Linked DNA regions of Mus musculus: region 1 is linked to region 2. Evidence: chromatin contacts called from ENCODE Hi-C data. All regions are on one chromosome and are shown on one strand. The core of a region is the stretch at or near the end of the contact, and the rest is flanking DNA. Distances in the headings are between cores, read along the strand shown.

Evidence for each region. Hi-C counts contacts between places; a loop is a spot of excess contacts on that map.
Region 1: a map of T-helper 17 cell shows a loop between it and region 2 (4-fold over the local background). The contact joins the promoter of Sephs1 here to the promoter of Acbd7 in region 2. A Hi-C loop is called at or near these places in 2 of 37 maps with a recorded cell type or tissue (T-helper 17 cell and v-Abl transformed pro-B cells).

Annotation. Positions count from the first base shown.
Region 1 is chr2:4,878,200-4,883,055 of GRCm38, forward strand. Sephs1 (selenophosphate synthetase 1) reads left to right here and starts at 3,365. Exons shown (of 9, transcript NM_175400.6): 1 at 3,365-3,661.
Region 2 is chr2:3,333,903-3,338,526 of GRCm38, forward strand. Acbd7 (acyl-Coenzyme A binding domain containing 7) reads left to right here and starts at 2,266. Exons shown (of 4, transcript NM_030063.2): 1 at 2,266-2,319. The coding sequence starts at 2,308.

The DNA of each region.
Region 1 (4,856 bases), core at 2,115-4,614, 1.5 Mb after region 2:
TTGCTGTGTGTTTGTGTAGGTGCCTGTGTGCCGTGTGATGATGGGTTGGAGGAGAGCCTGAGGCATCGGTCCTTGCCTTTCTGCCTTACTTGAGACAAGATCTCTTCAGTGCTATGGAAGCCAGGCTGGCTGCCTCCCACCTCCTTCTAGGCACATAGGACTGTAGTCAGCTGCCCTGCTGCTTTAATGTACATTAAGTGGACTTTTATACGGATTGGGGCATTCAAATCCAGGTTCTGAGACTTGTCCAGCAAACACTTGTACCCACTGAACTATCTCCGCAGTCCTGTTTCCTCTGCCTTAGAACACACCAGCCATTAGATTAGGACCCATCTATATTCGTCTTGATTCATTTTCATGATTTCATTTGCAAAGATCCCATTTCTTTTTTTTTTTAATTTTTTTATTTATTTTATATATATGATGAGTACACTGTAGCTATCTTCAGACACACCAGAAGAGGGCATCGGATCCCATTACAGATGGTTATAAGCCACCATGTGGTTGCTGGGAATTGAACTCAGGACCTCTGTTAGAGCAGTCAGTGCTCTTAACTGCTGAGCCATTTCTCCAGCCCAAAAGACTCCATTTCTACAAGAATCCTTTTGCCCTGCTGTTTTGACAATGCTAGAGATGCAACCCAGAGCTTCTCACATTCGAGATAGTCACTCTACCAACAAGCTAAACTCCAGCTAGCCCTGTTTTAAATAAAGCCACCTTCATATATACTGTGGTGATGTGGTGCAGCTTGAACATATCTTTTGGAAGAATGGGAGGCTACCACTCATTGCACCTACCAGATGTTTCAAGGGTAGCTGGTTAATTCTTATTTCTAATAAGCCTCAGCATGGTAGTACAAGTCAGAGAAACTCCGTCTCAGATGGGATCACTGGAACCTAGGGATGTTAGGGAGGTGTTTCCCAGGAATGGGGTTCTGAGGCCCTTTCAGGTGAGCTCTCTGGAATTACAAACTGGCAGAATGGCTGACTAGAGGGAGTTCCATAGCAAAGCAATACAGGTAATTAAAAAAAAAAAAAAGCCATCGTGAGCACAGTAAGATGGTCCACTGGGTAGCTAGCCTCAAGTCTAGTGCCTCCCAGTAAATCAAGGCATCTGTGTCTCCAAGACTCTGCAGTCAACACTGCTGAGAGTTTTGGAGTCGGAGTGTAGAGCTCAGTGGTAGAACTTTTGGCTAGCGTGTGAGGCCCTGGGTTCCACACAGAACTTGAGAGAGGCAGAGGCTTGCTTCAGTGCTGCTGGAGACCTCCGGCGGTGTATGGGGGAGGAGAGGGTAGACCTGGAGGTGCCTGTTACCTTATAGGGAGGGAAGAAAGCCTTGCTCACATTTCCATGGATACAGTGCTCTGTCCAAGATCTCCCTCTGGGTTAATCCTACCTCTCTCCGGGGCTTAGGGTACCATGCGGATGACACACAGATTTGCATCTCAAAATTCCAAACTGCTTTCCCAGTTACCTGGAGTACTCAGCAGGCACAGAACTTAGCATCTTGAAGGTTGAAGTTATTGCAAAACTTGTTAGCTTCCCAGCAGTTCCAGTATCAGAAGTGTCAATCACTGGTCATTCAGTCCCCAAAATTAAAACTGGGGGACCTGGCCGGGCAGTGGTGGTGCACGCCTTTAATCCCAGCACTCGGGAGGCAGAGGCAGGCGGATTTCTGAGTTCGAGGCCTGCCTGGTCTACAGAGTGAGTTCCAGGACAGCCAGGGCTACACAGAGAAACCCTGTCTCTAAAAACCAAACAACAACAACAACAACAACAACAAAAAAAAAAAAAAAAAAAAAAAAACCCTGGGGGATCTGATACTTACCCCTCTCTTCAGTGCACATTAAATCACACCAAACCCTTCCCTTCTGCTGCTCCCCAATGCTTCCAGTTCAAGTACACATGCAGGCTTAGTACAGCTTCATTAAAACAATAACCCCTAACCCAGGGTATTATTCCTCCATCACCACTGAGAAAGAGCATCCTTCAACATTAACAAAGAGCTAAGTCTCCTTGGAGGGACACACAAATCTAGACATGGGGTCCTGCTGTGTCATCCACTTTTTTTTTTTCTCATTGTGAAATCTTTTGAAAAAAAAAATCACTTTTTTTTTTAACTAAGTGAGGAACAAAAAAAAGTTACATTGTTTAAAATGCAAAATCAAATTTAAAAGGCAGAACCGGACAAATGTAACTGTATAACCCTTTCCCTCTGGCTTTGGAGTCCTGGTGTGGTATCTGGTGAGGCTGTGTTTGTGTCTTCTGACCATTCAGAAGAAACTCCACGTTCATCAACGATAAATCGATGTCCGAAGTCTGATGCTAAGGAGCCCAGGTGCTACTGTATTCTCCCAAATGTATTGTGGAGAAAAGACACAAAGGCAGGAGATGCCTGTGTCCATCTCGCCACACTTTGCACCCTAGATCCCACTCCTAAGAAACAGGCAAATGGCAATTTCAGGAATGAAAAGGACATCTGCGGGGTGTACGAACCTAAAGACAGCCAAAAGATACAACAGTTCTGCTTCTAAATAATCGGGAAAATGCGAACCTATTCCTAACCAAGTTTGCTCTGCTCAGCTTTCCAGAGAAGTCCTTCGAAGGGACACGCTCTGCACCAGCAATGCAGTACGAAGTCGGAAATCTGAAGTTACTTCAAGTGAAACCGCATTACCAATGTCAATTCAAGCACACAGGATTAGTCTGCCATGTTTACTTGGACATGAGAAGAACAAATGGTATAACCCGGACAACATAAACTCTCCCTCCCCAAAATGCAGATCAAAGATTCAAGAAACTTCACAGAGCATTTGCATATTTCACTGGGACTCCAAAGAAATGCGGAGCTACGCTCAAACAATAGAATGAAGAAAAGATGGGAGTCACTGAGAATGGAGCGCGGGGTTAAGTTGGGTTTTCAAATGTCTCACTGGGGGCGACCTTGGCTCCTACACTCTGCACATTGTTCCCATGGGCACAGTCTCACTGCAGCAGAGATTCGGGAGCAGGTATTGCATCCCGTGGGTGATGCGGGGATCGCACCCAGCCAGGTTGTGCAAAAAACAAAAACACTCTGTTCCCTTCTCGCGGGACAGAGATGCGAAAGTAGGTGGCCCCCATCACTCAAGGTTGCTGCCAGTGCTGCTCGCAACTTTTGAAATCAATCTACCCCCCCCCCTTTTTTTTCCTTTCTTTTTTCTTTTGCATCATGCAACGGATGCCACCGTTCCTGGGGTTTGCAACCCCCCACCCCCTCCCCCGAGACCAATCATTGCCGCGCTCGGGCCTCTGCACAGCGCCCCCGCCCCCTTCCCGGGCCGCACGCAGCCACCACCGCCGCTGCCACCGCCACCAGCAACCCGGAGGCGCTCCGGCCACCGGCCCGCCGCCTTAAAGGGAGGTGGCCGCTCTTAAAGGGACCCTCACGCGCCCGGCCGGCGGGAGCGCGGCGGCCCGGTTCCCGGAGGGCCGCGCCCAGCCTAGGCCGAGCTCCACGCGGCGTCCGAGCGCCCGGCGGTGCCGCCGCCACCGGGAGCAGCATTTTTTTTTTTTTTTTTTTTAAATTCAGGCGACGCTTAAGGGAGCCCAGCGCGCCCGGTGCATTGTGGGAGCGCCGCGGCCCGTTTTCGGGAGGAGGCGGAGGGCGCAAAGCGAGCCGGTAAGCGGCGGGCCTGGCGAGGGGGGGCGAGGCAGCAGGCTTAAAGGGGAATAGCGGGCCGCAGGCCCGGCGCGGCCGTTGCAAATCCCCCTCCGGGCCGCCCGGGACCGCCGGGGAGCCGTGCACCGGGGCCCTTCGCGCGCCCTGCCTGGAGAGGGGGCCGAGCCCAGGCTTTGGTGGGGCCGCTTTAAAAAAGAAGCGCCGCCCGCGCCGCTGCCTCCTCCGCCGTCGCCGCCGCGGCACGCGGGGCCGGGGTTGGGAGGGAGGAGCGGAGGGGGAGGGCGGCGGCGGCCACGCAGGGGTTAATCTTTTCGCCCGCCGACATTTTTGTGTGGCGGCGCGGACGGCGAGCCCGCGCGCGCGCGCGCTCTGCCTTAGCCGCCCAGTGTCCTGGCGCCGAGCCGCGGGCCTCCCCGCCCCCACTCGGCCCTCGGGTCCCTCCGGTCCCCGCCGGCGACGGTCTCCGCGGCAGCGGCGACGCGGGGCCTGCGGTGCAGCATGGCCCTGCCGGTGGCCTGCCCGCGGCAGCCGCGCGGCGCGGTACAAAGAACGCGGCCCGCGCCCGCCGTGCCTTTAAAGGCGGCAGCCTGAGACTTAAGGTGTCCCCTGAGTGGCATCCTCCGCGCCCGGCCCCATGGAGGGCGCGGGGTCCCGGCGCGCACGCCGCGGCGCCCGGGCCTGTGAGCACGCGCGGGGCCTGGGGGCTGGCGGGGAGGTAGGTGTGCTGCCCCACCGCACCCCGCTGCCCGAGCCCGCCTCCCGCGGGAGCGAAGGGGTTAAACGCGGGCTTTAAATATTCATGTCATTGTTTTAAAGGTGTAAACATGTGGCTTCCAGGTCGGACGCACTCCCTCTACCCAAAGCACACCCCAAATTCCATCCTTTTCAAATAGCTGGAGTTTCCTTTGAGGCCAAACCGTGTGACTTAGGTCTCCTTGCACTTGGGAGTTTTTTAACTGCTGAGTTTTCTTGATGTAAGGCGTTTTTAAACTTTCCTAACCAGAAAGTGTAGGGAAAATAAGGTAAAAGAAAGGTGCTCTTCGGAGTCTCTCTCCTGCCTTTTGGTTGAGGCCGTGAGGATTGGAGGTAGGAAAATAGATTCTTTATAAAGGGAAGTCTTCCCGTTTTGTACCAGGTAGAGGTGAGGCAGGCATTTTTTGCAAAATGAATGTGATTTTCCAAACCTTTCTTCGAA
Region 2 (4,624 bases), core at 1,016-3,515:
AAGTTTTTACAGGAAAAGCGTGCTGTGGTTTCTATCACAAGTAGATGAACTAGATTAAGTTCGGTCGAGTTTTGACTGTGCCATATAAGACGTCCTTTACTATTACCCGCAGTCATGTAGCGCTAAAGACAAATCGCGATGGTAGAATTGAAATACTAAAGGTTCACATAAAATCCTGGCTCGTGGAAGACTGAGACAGGAGGCTGCAGACTGGGCCTTCGGGGCCAGAACTTGCACACACCATAACAGAAAAATAAATAAATAAATAAATAAATAAATAAATAAAAATAAAAAAAGGCAGAAAGAGGGGCAAGATAAAGAAGTAAAAAGGTAATGGCTATGAGTGTTGTCCCACCAAAGTTCCAGCTCTTACATTACAAGCCTCTGCCGCCAGGCTGCTATGTTGACACCCTAGCCTTCCCACTAACTAGTGTCCCTACACCTCAGGCAAGTTAATTAGCCAACTATGAAATGATAAAAATAGTGCCTATTCTGAGGATTAGAAGAATATTCTGTGTAAGATGCTTACCACAGTGCCTGCCACATGGTACATGTCTGACAAATGGAACCACTATGACCCAGTGACAGCTGTGGCAGAATTAAGTTAATACAAATTATATATAGCCGCTACTATTTTGGGCCTTGTTTTCTATTTGAGAATTTAGCAATCTTTCCACAAGGATTTTACCCAAAAGAATATATCTCAAAGGTAATTTCTTTCCATTTGTGTAGCACAACTTTAGTTTATGTTCATATTTTTTTCTGCAAACATATGCTTCCTGTAGTTTCCTAAGTAGTATATGTGTATATGTATGTATATATATATATATATATATATATATATATACACACACACACCAAACCAAATGGTCAATTTACTTTTCAATTATAGCTCTTATTTTACATCAATTCAGTTTTTAATTTTTATTTTATTATTTTTATTTTATTATTTTTATTTTATTATTTATTTATTTATTTTATTTTTATTTACATCAATTTATGTTTATGATTATGTTTAATCAGTTTATGTTCAGGTTTTTTTTTTTAACAAATATATGCTTCCCATAGTTCCCTAAATTACTATGCATTTGGTAGTCTATATATACACTAAATGGTCAATTTACTTTTCAATGATAGCTTTTATTTTACATTGTAAATAAGTTATGTTTGTGAATAAACAGTTTATAAATGTACCATTTATGATCATAGTTAATTTTATAAATATCTCAAAATATTTTAATAACTTAGAAGGTTTATGAAAGTATTCTTTTTGTCTTAATTCTTGAACTGCTGGATTTAAAGGATACAACAATATAACATTAGCTTAAGAGTCTGAGTCAGAAATCGTAGCATTAGAGCTGACAATACAGTCTGTCAACAAAATGTTCAAGAATTGAACACTAGATTCTTCTTGCTTGCATGGAATTCTGAGCTTTGCCCAGCATTGTATGCTATTGTGGTTTTGTGGAGTCTACAAACATACTGTTAATAACGATTATTTTTAGTTTTTTAATTAGTGTATAGTAATTGTCCAAAATATCCACTTCATTATGGCCTTTCCTGCATGTCTACAATCAGTCCAACATTTAAAAGTCACTTAACTGGGAATGGACTTTAGTAACGAGATACCAAGTCAAAGCACAGGCTTCGAGTCTGTGCCATTGGAGTGTCTATAGCCACATCTGTGTCCAGGGCAGCAATATGAATGGGAGGTGTCTTGAGCACTCGGGCCACCCCAGGCAACAGTGGGTAGCAGTGCCACCCTTCCATAGATCAGATCAGTAAGGAGAAAAGGCGCCTGGTAAGGTTCAGAACATTTGTGTATAGTCATGTAAGCACAAAACCAACACCATGTCTCGAATTCCCGAGAGACGCTATCGGCCATCCCTGAGGTCAGGTGACAGGTGTTATGTGTATTCTCTCTGGGTTAAGGAACAACTCTGAAGAACTTCAGCACATACAGTGCTATAGTTAACACCGCTACACCCAGAGGTAGAATGGAGAGGCAAGGAAAAGGGAAGGAAACAGCCACAGTCTCAACTGAGGAGAGGCAGCGGAGGCATGCGTGCACCTGCAAGTTCGCCTTAGTAAAAGAAGAGAGAGGAGATTAAATGAGCTCCGAGACACTGGGCTGAGTTACCTCCCAGACACTCCCTCCCGCTCCTGTGGCCAATTAGTCCTCCATGCCCAGAGAGCAACCAATAGGAGAGACCGGAGGAGGAGCACTGCTCTTTAAGCAGCGGAGCCCGCTCCCCGGGGACTCTCACTCTGAGCTGGGAGAGTCACAGCATTCCGTGTCTCATCATTATGTCCTTGCAGGTAAGCCAGATCTGGGAAGGCCATGCCAAAGCAATTATCCGAAGCGCTCTGATGGGGCGAGAGGAGGTGTGGTAGCCCTGGGACAGGACAGGGGCAGGTAACCCCCAGGAGCCTTCTGCTGCTGCGACCCTGCAGTGACTCCCACACCTGCCTAAGCAGTGTGGGGCAGTATATTTCACAATATATTGTACTTCACCATCTGTTGACAAGGACCCAGGATCTCTATAGCAACCTGTTTGGCCCTCTGGGAAAATTACCCAGATCTGAAGAATTGACAAGCTCCTGGGGGCGGGGGCTTCTTCACCTCTCTCTCTTAACAACTCCAGGAAGCAAGTGACATCCATTGGGGTCTCCACATCCCCTTGCTCTTGGGGACCTCGGGAGATTTTCATAGATGTGTTTTGTTGAATAACAGGGCTAGATTATAAAGCTCTGACTTTACTGTTTTATTGATAAGAGTGAAAAGAGAATAAATAGGAATTAAAAACCAGGAAGCCCTTTTCTCAGATAAACACATATAGGTTGCTTTTATATATAAATGCCCTCTTTCTATGTGTGTATAATGAAAGGTGTGCGCGCGCACGAGTTCTATCTGCTGGCAAGCCTGGAGATCAGAACCTTCAGAATGCACATGGTAGAGAGAGAGAAGTGTCCCTTGCAATTGTTCCCTGACCTCCAAATGCATGCCATGGTACATGTGCACCCGCATATATGCCGTAATAAACATAGAGCAAATAAAAGAGGAGAGAGGCAGTTAAATGAGCTACCTCCATGGGCAGCATTTAAAGCAGCATTGGAGAAGGGAATCTTTAGGATTTAAAAGTTAAAGAATATCACGAAGGGACAATGAGCTAAGGCATATGAATGCCACCCTGACAATAGGGCAGCATTGAAGGCTAGCCTTAGTTCAATAATTAAAATTGATACAGGGTGTGGGTTTCTATTACTATCAGTGTTGAATGTATTAAATCTATTATTGCTGTAATGAAAATGTTCTTTCATTTCGATAAAATAAGATTCTAGTTTTAAAAAATATATACTTGCTAGATATCAGCATCAGTATGATCAAAGAAAACTGGAATTGCAGTCACTGAAAGTTTAAGTCACTTTGTTTATGCTTAAAGAATAAATTGTTACAAATGAAAAGTTCTTAAAACATATGTGTATTATTTCAATTTGAAATTCTTACCAATGTAGTAATATAACAAAACATGCATTATATTCTAGATGTGGGAGTGTTAGTTCAAGTCAGGAGTGACAGTACACACCTGTCATCCCAGCACTCAGGACTCGGAGACAGGAGAATCAGGAGTCCTAGGCCATCCTTAGCTAGGTGGCAGACTCAAAGCAGTGTGCTACATGAGACCCTGTTTCGGAAAACCACAAAGTACTTCAAGCAGAAGAGAAAGATAAAGGCAGGTTAGAAACCCATTAAGAGAAGGGATGAGGCATGTGTGGATCAGTCTGCAGGTTACCTAGCATTCGGGAGTCCCTGGGTTCAATAGAAACGTAGGGTGATCATTTAAGTGTGATGTTCCAGGATAGACAAGGCAACATATGCAAATCCTAACACACCCACGCTCTCTCAGACACACACTCATTGCTCACACACACACACCCTCACACAAACTCATGCTCACACACATACACACACAGACTCATGCACACTGACACACCCTCACACACACTCATGCTCACACACATACATACACAGACTCACACACACTGACACACACATCTTCACACAGACTCATGGGTACTCACACATGCTCACACAGACTCATGAGTACTCACACATGCTCACACAGACTCATGAGTACTCACACAAGCTCACACAGACTCATGCACACTGACATACACACTCACACACCTCATGCTCATACATATACACACACAGACTCACATTGACTCATGCACACTGATGCACACACACACACTCACACATATACTGGCAGTTCATCAGCACACTGAGAGAACTGGTAAGTACTTGTTACAAACACCGTAACCTTGGGAACCCGGTAGATACCAAAGATGTGGTATTTTGATAACTTGTTCCTGGGTCTAAAATGATTTCGAAAATCCAAGTTTAAAATTATAATAAAAGTAAAAAACATATTGGCAAGCCAGCAGCTAGTGCTGGCTAGGGTATTCAAATGCCTTTTCTCTTCAGAATGGAAATGGCGTTAGGATAGACATTATGTACCTTCTGGGTGTTGTTAATGGCTCACTAATGGAAACGAAAGTGAGGGCATGTTCTTTGTTGTTGTTGTTGTTGTTGTTGTTGTTGTTGTTGTTGTTGTTGTTT